Regions from separate parts of the Homo sapiens genome. Here region 2 is linked to region 1. Evidence: chromatin contacts called from ENCODE Hi-C or POLR2A ChIA-PET data. All regions are on one chromosome and are shown on one strand. Each heading gives the region's core, a stretch centred on a gene start or an enhancer-like site at or near the end of the contact. The rest is flanking DNA. Distances are from core to core; before and after follow the strand shown.

Region 1 (7,399 bases), core at 1,285-3,784:
TTTGAATTGGGGCTGTAACTGACGCTGTTTCCAGCAGTCAGGGTAACGGATTACTGTGTTTCGAGAATCTCACTCTATCGCCCAGGATGGAGTGCAGTGTTGTGATCTTGGCTCACTATAGCCTCTGCCTCCGGATTCAAGTGCTCAAGCAATTCTTGTGCTTCAGCCTCCCGAGTAGCTGGAATTACAGGCGCCTATCACCAGGTCTGTGTAATTTTTGTATATTTAGGTGAGATGGGGTTTCACCATGTTGGCCAGGCTGGTCTCAAGCTCGACCGTAAGAGATCAGCCCGCCTCAGCCTCCCAAAGTGCTGGGGTTACAGGTGTGAGCCACCATACCGGGTCCTATTCTTTTTTAGTAGTGCAAACGTTAAGATGGTATGTGGAAGCTGAATTTTTTTTTTTTTTTGAGACAGTCTTTGCTCTGTCACCCAGGCTGGAGTGCAGTGGCTCAATCTTGGCTCACTGCAAGCTCCGCCTCCCGGGTTCACGCCATTCTCCTGCCTCAGCCTCCCGAGTAGCCGGGACTACAGGCACCCGCCACCATGCCCGGCTAATTTTTTGTATTTATTAGTAGAGACAGGGTTTCACCGTGTTAGCCAGGATGGTCTTGATGTCCTGACTTCGTGATCTGCCCACCGTGGCCTCCCAAAATGCTGGAATTACAGGCGTTAGCCACCATGCCCTGCCACTTTTTTTTCTTTGAGATGGAGTCTCCCTCCGTCACCCAGGCTGTAGTATAGTGGCATGATCTCGGCTCGCTGCAACCTCCACCTCCTGGGTTCAAGCAATTCTCCTGCGCTAGCCTCCCGAGTAGCTGGGATTACAGGCATGTGCCACCAGGCCTGGCTAACTTTTGTATTTTTAGTAGAGACAGGGTTTCACCATGTTGAGCAGGCTGGTCTTGAACTCCTACTTCAAGTGACCTGCCCGCCTTGGCTGCCCAAGCTGTTGGGATTACGGGCGTGAGCCACCACACCTGGCCAACCCATTGTACGTTGAAAATGTAAATAAAAAATATAAAGGCCGGCTTGTGGCTCACGTCTGTAATCGCAGCACTTTGAGAGGCCGAGGCCGGCGGATCACAGATATTGAGACCATCCTGGCCAACATGGTGAAACCCTGCGTCTACTAAAAATACAAAAATCAGCTGGGAGTGGTGGCGTGCACCTGTAGTCCCAGCTACTCGGGAGGCTGAGGCAGGAGAATCGCTTGAACCCAGGAGGCAGAGATTGCAGTGAGCCCAGATCTCACCACTGCGTTCCAGCCTGGACGATAGAAGGAGACTGTCTCAAAAAAAAAAAAAAAAAAAAAAAAAGGCTGGGCAAGGTGGCTCATGCCTGTAATTCCTGCACTTTGGGAGGCCGAGGCGGGCGGATCAGGAGGTCAGGAGATCGAGACCATCCTGGCTAACACGGTGAAACCCTGTCTCTACTAATAAATACAAAAAATTAGCTGGGCGTGGTGACGGGCGCCTGTAGTCCCAGCTATTCGGGAGGCTGAGGCAGGAGAATGGCGTGAACCTGGGAGGTGGAGCTTGCAGTGAGCCGAGATTGTGCCAGTGTACTCCAGCCTGGGTGACAGAGCGAGACTCCGTCTCAAAATAATAATAAAAAATGAATTTAGGCCGGGCGCAATGGCTCACGCCTGTAATCTCAGCACTTTGGAAAGCTGAGGTGCCGGATCACCTGAGCTTAGGAGTTCGAGACCAGCCTGGGCAACATGGTGAAACCCCGTCTCTACTAAAAATACAAAAATTAGCCGGGCGTGGTGATGGGCACCTGTAATCCCAGCTACTTGGGAGGCTGAGGCACGAGAATCGTTTGAACCCGGGAGGTGGAGGTTGCAGTGAGCTGGATACCGCCGCTGCACTCCTGCCTGGGTGACAGAGTGAGACCCTGTCTCAAAAAATAAAATTAAAAAAAAAACAAACCTGATACCTCCCAGTGTTGTCAGTTGGCACATACTATGTCTCAATAAAATGCTTGCTGTTACCCTCTATTTTGAGACGAAGAGGGACCCTGTGTATGACAACCCCAGATTGACCTCATTTGCATTTTAAGTATTTAGAATGTGGGTAACAGTTTTCAGTGGAGGAAACTGCCACATAGGGACTAAAGCAGTCCCAGGGTCCACTCCAGGAGCTGCCAGGCGCGCTCGGCCACAGGTGAGCCATCCATTCGCCCAACCGGTGCTCCAGGAAGGCAGGAAGCGGGATGCAGGGCTTCAGCCTCACTTCTCGCAGCTTCAGCACCTGGGTCAGAGGAGAGGCGGGCGGGGCGATGAAGGGACCGGAAGTCGGCCTTTTTTCCGTCCGCTTGACCAGCGTCGACTGCAGCCAATGAAATCAGGGATGGCGAGTGTTCAGCCAGTGGTGAGGCTGCATCCGGGTGTGGGTGCCGAAAAGGCAGCTGGGGGCGGGACGTCGAGGTGCGGCACGAGCGGCGGGCGCACCGGCCAATAGGCGGCGGGGTTCGTTTCCCGGGGGTGGGCACTGGCGGGTGCGGTGACGTCGGCGCAGGCGCGTCGCGGCGGCAGGGGCGCGGGGCTTCTGGAGGCGGCGGCGGTGGCCAGCGCGGCGGCGCCGGCCGTATTCTCCGGGCTGCGGAGGGTAAAGAGCGGGCTCGGGCCGAGGCTGGAGGGCTGGGTGGGGCCAGAGCGGCGCTTCGGGGGCCCGCGGAGGACGAGGGAGGGAGAGAATCTGAGGAGCTGGTAGGTTTGGGGACCCATCTGGGTGACCGGGCCGGGGAAAGGGCTCGGCCGGGCGTGCGAGGGGCGTAGCGGCCCCAGGGATGCTGGAGCGGAGCCTTAGGGATGGGCAAGGCCTTGGGGGCGGGGGGAGGTTCTGCAAAGGGAGCCACTGGGGTCTGCCTAGGGGCTTGTGCGGAGATTGCGGGCGAGAAGGGGCAGAGGACGGTGGAGGAGACTCAGATGGGGCCCTTTTTGGCGGCCCGTTTTGGGGGGTAGGGGAGACGGCGGTTGGGGGACTTTGATACATGGAGCGTGGAGGAAGAGGTTAATCTTGCGAGGACAGTGGAGGTCAGCGGGGGAGGGAGGCAAAGTGGGCTTTCAGGAGCGTGGAAGGCGTCGTCCGGTTCTTGGAAAATTCAGAATTGGAGGGAGTCAGAGATGGTTGGGGGTGGGCGGGGGTGTTCCATCGATGAGGGTCTTAAGAGACCTGCCGAGGGCAAGGACCAGGAGGGGTTAAGGTAGTAACTTGGGAATTTTGATCGGAATGGCAGCACTTTGGGAGGCCTGGGACGATCGCTTGAGCCTTGGAGTTCCAGGCTGCAGTGAGCCATGATTGCACCACTGCACTCCAGCCAGGGCGACAGAGCGAGACTCCTTCTCAAAAAACAACAACACCAACAACAAAAGAAGTAGACTTGAGAACTTCGTTAAGACATTGGCCAGGGAGTAAGGTAGCCCTGGGATTTGAGGTTGAGGAGAACGTGCAGGAATGGTGGGGGATTTTGGCTGAGCAGGTTGAGAGAAGTCTAGGAGTGAGAGGCAAAAAAAGACGCAGGCAGCGTCGGGGAAATCAGAATTATGTGTCTGGAGAGAGTTTTGCGGGGTGAAGGTGGCCCAGTGGGGCTGTTACCAAACTTTTGAGTGGTTATGGGGCTCTAAGAGGTGACATGACAGGACCCAGCCCAGTAAACACAGCACCTCTTTTTGTCGAGTTTGGAGCTTCAGAGTGGAGAGGTGGGAGGCTTGTGTTTGCTGGACAGGTCTGTCCATTAATCTAGGAGAAAAGGGTGGTGTCTCAGTTCCTCACTTCTGTCTTTCCCTGTCTTCTCCAGGGTTGCCATTAGGGGACTCCTGAGGTCCTATCTCCAGGCTGCGGTGACTGCACTTTCCCTGGAGTGGAAGCTGCTGGAAGGCGGACCGGCCGCCATGTCCACGTTCAGGCAGGAGGACGTGGAGGACCATTATGAGATGGGGGAGGAGCTGGGCAGGTGAGCTGTCTGCCCGCACGGCTGGGCTCCAGGGATAGGAGAGAGGCGCTGTGGGGTTTTCTGAACAGCAGCTCTCCTTTCCTGTTCTTTATCCTGTATGCTGAGAAGGAATGAGTCAGTATCATGCGGTGGGGGAACGAATTTGGGCCGTGGAGTCAGACAGCCCCGGCTGTGAATTCCTGCTTGGGAATCCTCTGTGTGTTTCCTGTGGGGAGAAAAGTAATTGAGCCGTTACAGCAGCCAAGACCGTGCCTGGCATGGGGCACCAGAGCAACAGATGCCAGCTGCTTTTGTTATTAAAAGATGTGTCTTCTGCCTGGGCAACATAGCAAGACTCCATCCCTACAAAAAATAAAAATGAAAAAAAATTAACCAGGTGTGGTAGCTCATGCCTGTAGTCCCAGCTACTAGGGAAGCTGAGACGGGAGGATGGCTTGAGCCCAGGAGTTGGAGGAGGCTGCAGTGAGCTATGATCGTGCCACTGCACTGTAGCCTGGGCAACAGAGTGAAACCCCATTTATTTAAAAAAAAAAAAATCTCCCTGTGTTAATCCTCTTTTGTGGGAGGCACTTTAGTTTTTTTGCCCAGCTCTTGGATGTTTAAAGTGGGGGGAGGGAGGGGCGTGTCTCCCAGCTGGGCCCAAACCTCGGTCAATTGTTTAACATGCTTGTGGGAAAAAGCAGAGGTTTCCTCTTCCAGGGAGGCAGCTGATTTCCTGCCTGTCTGGGCCTTGGAGGGTCCCCCTGGGGCCCCACCCCCTCCAGACTAGCCAGGCACCACTAGGCCCTGCCTCCTTTTGTAGAGCCTCCAGCCTTATTTGGTGAGTTTGCTACTGGCCAGCCTCCCTGGAGCCTCCCCATGATGTCACCAGAAGGGAATGTAAATAAGTGAGCTCTGTGTCAGGCTAGGGAGAGTGCTGCAGGCTCTTTTGGGATCCTGAGGTCCCTCCTTCAGGAATTTCCTCGTTAGTGGCAGAGAAAGCATGCTCCCTCCTCCCCCTTCTCATGCTTCAGTGTTGACCCCTCCTGCTAGGGGTCGTTTGGCAAAAGTCAGCAAAATTCAGCCAAATTTCTTTTAACTCGCCGATTTCACCTCTAGGAATTAATTCATTGGAAAACTGTACATACATGGATGGAATGACTTAAGACTGGGGTAGTTGCTAGAACGTTTACCAGAATAACAGCCTTTTTTTTTTTTCCTTGACACTATCTCATTCTGTCGCCCAGGCTGGAGTGCAGTGATGCGATCTCGACTCATTGCAGCCTCGGCCTCCAGCCTAGCCTCCCGAGTAGCTGGGATTACAGGAGCCCGCCACCACCCCTGGCTAATTTTTGTATTTTTAGTAGAGACAGGATTTCACCATGTTGGCCAGGCTGGTCTCGAACTACTGACCTCAGGTGATTCACCTGCCTCGGCCTCCCAAAGTGCTGGGATCACAGGCGTGAGCCACCGCACCCCGCTGGGAACAGCAGCCTCTTAAATGGCCTTCCCCAAACCACTGCATCAGGGCTGGAATAGGATGCAGCTTGTAAAAAGAACCAGGCAGGGCCAGGTGCGGCGGCTTCCGCCTGTAATTCTAGCGCTTTGGGAGGCCAAGGCGGGAGGATCGCTTGAGCCCAGGACTTCAAGACTAGCCTGGGCAACATAAGTTGACCCCCATCTCTCAAACAAACAGAAATTCATAATTTTAAAAAAAGTATTTAGCCTTCTGTTTTTGCCGTGAAGCCTTGGAGGTCTGGTGTGTATTTCATGTCGCAGTTTTTCTCGGGACTGGCCACACCTCACGGGTTTGACAGCTCTGGGTGGCCAGTGTCTGCTGTTCTGACGGCACTGCTTCAGGTAGTGGTCTGGAACATTCTCAGAGATACATGAAGTGCAAGATGAAGGCCCAGAATGTAGCAATTTTTGTTTGTTTGTTTGAGACGGTGTCTGGCTCTGTTGCCGAGACTGGAGTGCAGTGGTGCCATCTTGGCTCACTGCAATCTTCGCCTCCCGGGTTCAAGTGATTCTCCTGCTTCAGCCTTCCAAGTAGCTGGAATTACAGGCGCCCACCAACGTGCTCAGCTAATTTTTGTATTTTTAGTAGAGACGGGGTTTTGCCATGTTGGCCAGGCTGGTCTTGAACTCCTGACCTCAAATGATCTGCCCGCCTCTGCCTCCCAAAGTGCTGGGATTACAGGTGTGAGCCACTGTGCCTGGCCCCAGCCCACACTTTTTTTTTGAGACGGAGTCTTGCAGTGTCGCCCGGGCTGGAGTGCAATGCCGCAATCTCAGCTCACTGCAACCTCCGTCTCCCAGGTTCAAGCGATTCTCCTTGCCTCAGCCTCCCGAGTAGCTGGGATTATAGATGCCTGCCAGCACGCCCGGCTAATGTTTTTGTATTTTTAGTAGAGACGTGGCTTTCACTATGTTGGTCAGGCTAGTCTTGAACTCCTGACATCGTGATCTGCACGCTTTTGCCTCCCAAAGTGCTGGGATTACAGGCGTGAGCCACTGTGCCCGGCTTCCCAGCCCGCATTTTTAAACATCATGAACTCTATCAGTAGAAATTGTCGGTGTGTAGGCCACGCTTGGGTCGTGTCTGGGTTGTGGCAGGCACTTAGGAAGTGGGTTGGGAGTGACACCTGAGACCATCACTGAGGAGGGCTTGCTGTGCCCCCACCTGCGCTGGGGGCTGGGGAAGTTACAGAGAAGCGAAGAGGGTGGGCTCAGCTCTTGGGGAGTTTCTTTCCCGGCTGGGGAGATGAGGCACGTTTCACATTCCGTAGAGGAACTGAGAGCCTGCCAGTGGCCTTGCCTCTAAGGAGCAAGTCTGTGGCCAGTGAGACCGGGGGCTGTCTGGAGGTGGGCGGCTGTGGTCTGCTGTTGCTGTAGGAGGACTCAGTGGCAGAACCTGAAATCTGGTTGGCAATAGCAAAACAGGGAAAGGCGTGGTTTACAGAACCAGGTTGTCCAGGTGTGCAGCGGCCGCAGGTGTGACTGGGTGCTGGTGCATATGGTGCCCTGTGTCCCCGGGGCCGAAGTCCACTCCAGCATGGAGGAGGCGCCCTGGCAGAGTGAATGACGGGGCTTATGTGCCACCCGCAGTGCCTGGTGGCTCCCCTCTCCTGGCCTGGTCTGTTCTTAGGCAGGCTTCTTAGGTAGCCTTCTACGTGGTGGCCCCTGCCGCGAGCCTGGATCCAAGCCCAGCAGAGGGAGAGAGAGATCCTCTCTTCCCAGCAGGCGTTCAGAGCCCTGTGGACTGGACCGGTCTCTTTGGGCTGGAAGGCGTGGTTTTCTGCTTGCCCAGGTCCAGTCGTGTCCCCTTCCACCCCTTTCCTGGGCCACTGAGTCCCACAGACTGAGAGTGAGCGGCAAAGGCTGCCCTGGGACAGCTGGGTCTGTTAGCAGGAGACAGCGTGGAGCCGGGAGGTAGGCACGCAGGAACCCGGTACCCAGCA
Region 2 (7,399 bases), core at 1,800-4,299, 940 kb before region 1:
CTAGGTGTTTTCCCATTCCTGCATGGTTGAAATGCAAAAGTTAAAATGCTAGCTCGGTGGCTGGCATAGAGTGGATACTCAGCATTATCTCCTCTCCTGAACTTGGGAGCATGAGAGTCCAACCCGCCACTGACCTACGCTGTGAACTTAGAAGGTCCTTGCAGGCTTCAGAAACTCTTTGTGAAATGAAGCCTTCTGTGCTGACCCAATAGGCTGAGTGGCAAATCAAAATCAGTTTGGATGCCACAAAGGGAGCACGCATCATAGGAGGAGGGAGGAAGAGAGCGCCAGGCGGAGCTCCTCTGTCGAGCCCGGCCCTGCCTCTTCTCTGCACACACGCGGCTTGCACCGTCAACTCCCCAAGTTCTCCAGATCGCCTCCTCCCGGGGCAGGGCGGGTTAACTCAGATTCTTAAGACTCAAGTCATCACGTCTCTTACGGGAAGAGGGCTAATGAAGGTCTCCTATGGCATGCAAGCCAGAGAAATTAATCATCAGGTCTCATCTGGAGTGAGCAGGCATGATCCTCCCAGCCCCCAAAAACCCCTGGCCGGGCGCAGTGTTTATTTTCCAACCTAGACACCAGATGGCAGCAGTACCCGGTTCAAAATCCAACAACAACACAGTGGGGTACACGCAGCTCAACTGACGACTTTTAATCCAGTTCCAGTAGTCTACGCCCGTCCCCACGGTCCAACCAACTCCAGCAGATGGGACCTACACCTTCGATCACACTGTCTCATCCTGCCGGGAAACCCCACTCCCAGTAGGTCCCACAGTCCCCCACAAAAACACCAACCAAAGTAGCACCTCCACCCCCAGGTGCCAATGGAGGGAGCGCCCCAAACGTGGCAGCTATGAAATCAAAGGGGGACATTTTAAATGCAACGAGGGGCTGGAGACAGAACAGAGAAAGAGACGAGGGTCGGTGGACCCCTCGGGGACCACACGCCCCAGGTCAGCAGCAGCCGCAGCACAGCAGGCTCAGGGTGGCGGAAATTCCTGATTAGCAAGCGCCATCTCCAGACTCTGAATAAGCTAATCCAAATTTTTAGAAACAAACACTCGCAGGGTCTGATGCTTAACCGGTACAGGCTGAGAGCAATTGGTGGTGGATGTTTAAAAAAGAAAACCTGGTCCCCTCCGTCCTAGCTACCAGATGGTCCTGGGCCCTTTCTCGAAAATTCCTCAGCCTTCCATCGGCCACCTCCAAAACTTCTTTCTCTAGCCATTATTTTGAGGCGGAGCTTTGAAAAAAGAAGTTTAAAAGCCCAGACCCTATAGATTCGAGGGCCAGCCGCCAGCCCAGCGTGTCAATCTGTGAGTCCTCCCTTTGTTCCTTCCTCTCGCAGGCATTTGAGGTTTCTGTGGACTTCTCCTTCCGGGAGAGATGAAGTGGGACCGGACGAGGTTGTTGGGGGGGGAGGTGGGAGGGAGAAAGTATCGGCTGGTGGCTGCAGAGGCGCGAGGCCTGGACCAGGCATAGAACAAAGGTGCTGGCGGCGGGTGTACCTGTTTGCCCCTGTAGAACAGCCTCTGCAGGCCTGGCTCCACGTGGAACAGCTCCTGGATCTTCCGCCTCAGCTCCTCCACCTTGGTCAGCCTGGACAGCGAGTCCACCGTGTGGGTCTGCCTCCCGTCCATGGTCCGAACCTGGATCCACATGGTGTCGGCGCTGAGGGGAGGGACAGCAAAAACCCCCATCAGTTTTACCAGCACCTCTGAGCCATGCCATGCTCTAAGGAGTCGGGGTTGCTTTTGTCCGGCCTGTGGACACCAGGAAACTCCCAGGATGCCCTTCCAGTCCTCCTGTACAGCCAGACCCTGGCCAGGACCAGACACAACAAATTAAGCACTTAAGGCATTAACGACTAGCCAAGTGTTGAAGATTGAGGAGGAAGGAGAATGAAAAGAGGGAATTGAAAGAAAAGCAGAAGGTCCAACCCATCCCTCCTTCCCCACGACCAGAGGAGAAAGGAGGCCCGGGCCAAGTGGCCGAGTTGGTTCGTTTATTCATTCATTCATTGATTCATTCATTCCTCGGATTCCTATTTACGGAAGAGGGAATCCCAGAAGTCCAGCGCGGGCCGGAACTTCAGAAGTCCCGGGGGAACTCAACCAAGTGCCACTGAGAGGGAAAAACCCCACCCGAGATCCGCGGACCCCGGGACCCCTCGGTGCCCACGCCCCCCCTCCTTGCCGGCCCCCCCCGCGCGCGTGCGCGACCGGGCCCGCCCCGCGGTGGCCATGGTAACCGGCCGCCCCGTCCCGGCCACCCGCGAGCGCGCGCGCCCCGCGACTCACCTCGACCTCCAACCCCCGGCAGCTCGCGCCCCTCCAAACCCTGGACCCTCGGCGTCCCTCCCGCACTCCCACTGGCCCGCGCGGGTCGCGCCAGCGAGCCCACGCCCACCCCCGCCGCCGGGACTACAGAGGGGGCCCCCGCTCGTCAAGTCCCGCCCCCCTTCACTTGAGCCGCCTCTTATTGGCTCCGCAGCACCCGGCCGCCCCGCCCCGCTCGCTCCCCATTGGCCCAGATGCTCCCGGGGAACTCAGGGCGCGCGAAATCGGGCTCGGGCGCGACAATTGAATCGCGGGGCGCCCCGCGCGCAGGCGCGGAGCCTGACATCCTCCCCGGCGGCTCGCCAGGCCCTCCCCCACCCGGCGCGCTCGACCCCCCGCCGGGCTCCGGGGACGCAGCGCTGGTCCCGGCTCCAGCCGGATGTGTGCCGGGGAACGATTCCCGAGGGTTAGGTGGAAGGGGAGGCCCTGGATCCCGGGACAGAGTGCGGGACATGCGTGCGCCCGGGCTGGCCGCGCGGGAAAGTTTTGCAAAGTTCCCGAGCCCCGTGCGCCCGGCCCGGGCTGGCACCCCGACCCGGCCCGCCCGCTCACCTCTCCGGTCGCCGCGAACAGCTTGTCTGCCTGCGCGCGTGGCCCGGCTGGGGATGGCGATGAAACCGCGTGCGTGGCCCGGACCCCGCGCGGACTTGCGTGCGACCCGGAGCGCCCGCTCGGCAAACGCTGCCCGCCGCGCTGCCAGCTGCTCTGATTTTTTTCCCGCGAAAACTCGGCATTTGGGAGTTGCGGGGCCGCAGGAGGCCGTGCCGGGGGCGGGCGCCTGCCTCCTGATTGGCCGACGCAGTGGCGGGAAGCGAGAAAGAGGGTGGGGGGCGCCCCCGCCTCTGTCCACGGCGCCTCCGCCTAGTGGGCCACGGCTCCGCCCAGCCCTGCGCGCTCTGCTGGGCGCGCCCAGCGTGCAAAGGGGCTGCGTGGCAGGGCCTGGTCACCCCCCGCACGTGGACACCCCAGGAGCCTTGGGGACCCCCAGGGTACAGACCCCCTGAACTCTTAAGTCCAAGTCCGTTCGCAGCCCCCCACTCGCACGCATTGACCAGTAGGTCTAAGAAGGCCGGAATCAATGTGTAAATACTGCGAGGGAATGTGGGGGGCCCCTAGGAGACCACCTGCACCCTGATGGCTCGCCCGATCGCCCCAAGCCCCACTGCCTGGCGTCAGGGCCTGCCAGGGCTCCCCACTCTACCCACCCGCAGGGCTTGTTTGCTGTCTTTTCCCGCCTCGTTTTCCCGCCTTCTCCAGGCTGTCCAGGCGGGCAGGGCTGCCCTGCCCCCTCCGCCCTGTCTGTTCCACTCTGACCAGTCCTGGCGGGCACAGGAGTGACCTGTGCTGGGCACCTACAAAGCAGCCGGACAGGTTGCTCAGAGCTGCAGAACCCAGCGGTGTACATGGCAGACCCAGTTGGTGGTCTCAGGGAGGGAAAATTCCTATCTGGGGGAGACAGGCAAGAAATGAATAACTAAAGCAGATAATTTCAGATGATTCCTTATAGGAGAGTGACCAGCAGCCATGTGGTGGGAGGCGGGGAGAGAGGATACTCTCTCACTGGGGCCACTGCGGTGGGCCTCTCAGAGAAGATGACATTTGAGCTGGAATCGGAGATGAGACTCCAAGGACAGATGGGTCTAGGAGGGAAAGTCAAACCCAGAGGCCGGAAAAGGCTTAGAGGTGTCCAGGGAGCAGGAAGGGGCTGGTGTGGTTGGGGCCCACTGAGCAAAGGGGAGGGGGAGTTGAGGTCAGAGGGGTGATATATAATACCTTGAAGGCCACCGGGGAGGACTTTGGTCTTTCCCTTGAGAGCTGTGAGCAGAAAAATGTTGAGTTCCCACTTAGCTTTTTACAGTTTCTTCGTCACTCTATTAAGTCTCCTCTATCTGGTCAGTGGGACTTCTGCTATGTCCCTAATATAGGAGACAGATCATGGCCCCCGAAGATATGCGTCTCTAGACCCCCACGTCCTCGCCCCCAGGATCTGTGAATACAGTGCCTTACACAGCTAAAAGGACTTTGCAACTTTGCAGGTGTGATTCAGTTAATGATTTTGAGTTGGGGAGCGTCTCCTGGGTGATCCAGGTGGGCACAATGTCCTTAAAAGGTCCTAATAAGTGAAAAAGGGATACAAAAGGTCAAAGTCAAAGGAGATGGGAAAGTGGAAGCAGGCTTTACAATGATCAGGCCAAGGGCCGGGCGCGTTGGCTCACACCTGTAATCCCAGCACTTTGGGAGGCCGAGGCAGGCAGATCACCTGAGGTCAGGAGTTCGAGACCAGCCTGACTAACATGGAGAAACCCCGTTTCTACTAAAAACACAAAATTAGCCTGGCGTGGTGGCACATGTCTGTAATCCCAGCTACTCGGGAGGCTGAGGCAGGAGAATCGCTTGAACCCAGGAGGCAGAGGTTGTGGTGAGCCAAGATCGCGCCATTGCACTCCAGCCTGGGCAACAAAAGCAAAACTCAGTCTCAAAAAAAAAAAAAAAAAAAAAAAAAGATCAGGCCAAGAGGCAAGGAAGATGGGCAGCCTCTGGTGGCTAGAAAAAGCAAGAAAGACTCCTAGAACCCGCCCTGCCCCTAAAATTTATTTCAGACTTCTGACCTCCCAAACTGTAAGATGATAAATGTGTGGGCCGGGCGTGGTGGCTCACACGTGTAATCCCAGTACTTTGGGAGGCCGAGGCAGGCAGATAACTGGAGGTCAGGAGTCGCCAGACTAGCCTGGTCAACATGGTGAAACCCCATCTCTACTAAAAATACAAAAATTAGCCAGGTGTGGTGGCCGGCGCCTGTAATCCCAGCTACTCGGGAAGCTGAGGCAGAGAATTGCTTGAACCTGGGAAGCGGAGGTTCCAGTGAGCAGAGATCGTGCCACTGCACTTCAGCCTGGACAACAGAGCGAGACTGTGTCTCAAAAAAAAAAATTAGCTGGGCAGGGTGGTGTGTGCCTATAATCCCAGCTACTCAGGAGATTGAGGCAGGAGAATCACTTGAACCCAGGAGACGGAGGTTGCAGTGAGCCAAGATCGAGCCAGTGTACTCCCACCTGGGTGACAGAGCAAGGCTCTATCAACAAATAAATAAATGTGTGTTTTGCAGCCACTGAGTTTGTGGTCCTTTGTCATAGCAGCCTTGGGAAGCTCCTGCATTCTAATCCACGATGTCCAGATGGTGCTGTTCACTGTTTGCAACCTCAGTACACGATCAACGCTACTGCACACAATTCTAGACCCTCAGCCATCAGCCAGGTAGAACCCACACCACAGGTATGAGCAGGCCCACCTGAGGGTGTGAGACGGCTTGAGCTCTTCCAAAATGACAGCACCTGCTGCAGGAACCTAGCCTATTTCTATCAGAACACATCATCTGTTTGTAGCGCTGTTGCGAAAACTCAACGTGGCTGAAAGAGGGAATACATTTTTCTTTTTCTTTTTTTCTTTTTCTTTTTGAGATGGAGTCTTGCTTTGGTGCCCAGCCTGCAGTGCAGTGGTATGATCTTGGCTCTCCGCAACCTCCACCTCCTGGGTTCAAGCAATTCTTCTGCCTCAGCCTCCCCAGTAGCAGGAACTAGAGGTCCGCACCACCATGTCCGGCTAATTTTTTATTTTTAGTAGAGATGGGGTTTCACCACATTGGCCAGGCTGGTCTCAAACTCCTGACCTTAGGTGATCTGCCCGCCTGGACTTCCCAAAGTGCTGGGATTACAGGCATGAGCCACTGTGATTGGCTGGGCATGCATTCTTCATGTACACGTGGTGAGGGGCACAGCCTAAGCACCTTGGATAATGGAAGTTAAGTGTCACAGAGGAGGTATCTAGCCCTCCCTGCAGAAAAGATACTGAGGACTGTTGATTGAGGGCTCCAGTTCCCTAGTCATCTTGAGAACATCAAAATTTTTCAAATTAGCTCAGGTTAATTGTCCAGCTGGGTGCAGTGGCTCACACCTGCAATCCCAGCACTTTGAGAGGCCGAGGAAGGCTGATCTCTTGCGCCCGGGAGTTTGAGACCAGCTTGGGCAACGTAGTGAGAACCCTTCTCTACAAAAAATAAAAATAAATTAGCCAGGCATGGTGGTGTGCACCTGTAGTCCCAGCTACTCAGGACACTGATGCAGGAGGACCTCTTGAGCCCAGAAGATCAAGGCAACAGTGAGCCATGCTTGCGCCACTGCACTCTAGCCTGGGTGACAGAAGGAGACTCTGTCTCAAAAAATAGTAATAATTGCTCAAGTTAATCATTTAAAAACATGAGTAACAAACTATTCCAGGCGTCTCAGAAAAAAAGCTCACAAGTCACTTAGAGCAGGGGTGTCCAATCTTTTGGCTTCCCTGGGCCACATTGGAAGAAGAATTGTCTTGGGCCACACATAAAATACACTAACACTGGCCGGGCACAGTGGCTCACGCCTGTAATCCCAGAACTTTGGGAGGCCAAGGCAGGCGGATCACTGAGGTCAGGAGATCAAGACTAGCCTGGCTAACACGGTGAAACCCCGTCTCTACTAAAAATACAAAAATTAGCCAGATGTGGTGGCACGTGCCTATAATCCCAGCTACTCGGGAGGCAGAGGCAGAAGAATTGCTTGAACCCAGGAGGCGGAGGTTACAGTGAGCCGAGATTGCACCACTGAACTCCAGCCTGGGCAACAAGAGCAAAACTCCATCTCAAAAATAAATAAATAAATAAATAAATAATAAAATACACTAACACTAACAATACCTGATGAGCTAAAAAAAAAATTGCAAAAAAATCTCATAATGTTTTAAGAAACTACAAATTTGTGGCCGGGTGTGGTGGCTCACACCTGTAATCCCAGCACTTTGGGAGGCTGAGGCAGGTGGATCACGAGGTCAGGAGATGGAGACCATCCTGGCTAACATGGTGAAACCCCATCTCTACTAAAAATACAAAAAAAAATTAGCCGGGCATGGTGGCACATGCCTGTAGTCCCAGCTACTCGGGAGGCTGAGGCAGGAGAATGGCGTGAACCTGGGAGGCAGAGCTTGCAGTGAGCCGAGATCACACCACTGCACTCCAGCCTGGGCGACTG

What was found. A loop is a pair of places that touch in the nucleus more often than their neighbours do. ChIA-PET counts read pairs that join two places held with the same protein, here RNA polymerase II (POLR2A). Pooled maps may share reads with other maps.
Region 2: a loop to region 1 is called in a pooled map, with 3 times the contacts of the local background. The contact joins the promoter of UHRF1 here to the promoter of DAPK3 in region 1. A Hi-C loop is called at or near these places in 5 of 50 pooled maps. POLR2A ChIA-PET finds 5 or more read pairs at or near these places in 3 of 52 experiments (T-cell, activated CD4-positive, alpha-beta T cell and activated CD8-positive, alpha-beta memory T cell).

Annotation. Positions count from the first base shown.
Region 1 is chr19:3,966,234-3,973,632 of GRCh38, reverse strand. It overlaps DAPK3 (death associated protein kinase 3), which reads left to right and starts at 2,534. Exons shown (of 9, transcript NM_001348.3): 1 at 2,534-2,712; 2 at 3,804-3,959. The coding sequence starts at 3,898. RefSeq lists silencers at 2,550-2,679, 3,668-3,962 and enhancers at 2,851-3,482, 3,483-4,112.
Region 2 is chr19:4,905,151-4,912,549 of GRCh38, reverse strand. UHRF1 (ubiquitin like with PHD and ring finger domains 1) reads right to left here and starts at 3,049. Exons shown (of 17, transcript NM_001048201.3): 1 at 2,895-3,049; 2 at 1,512-1,674. The coding sequence starts at 1,664. It also overlaps a transcript of ARRDC5 not described here. RefSeq lists silencers at 2,191-2,710, 3,211-3,290 and an enhancer at 3,110-4,016.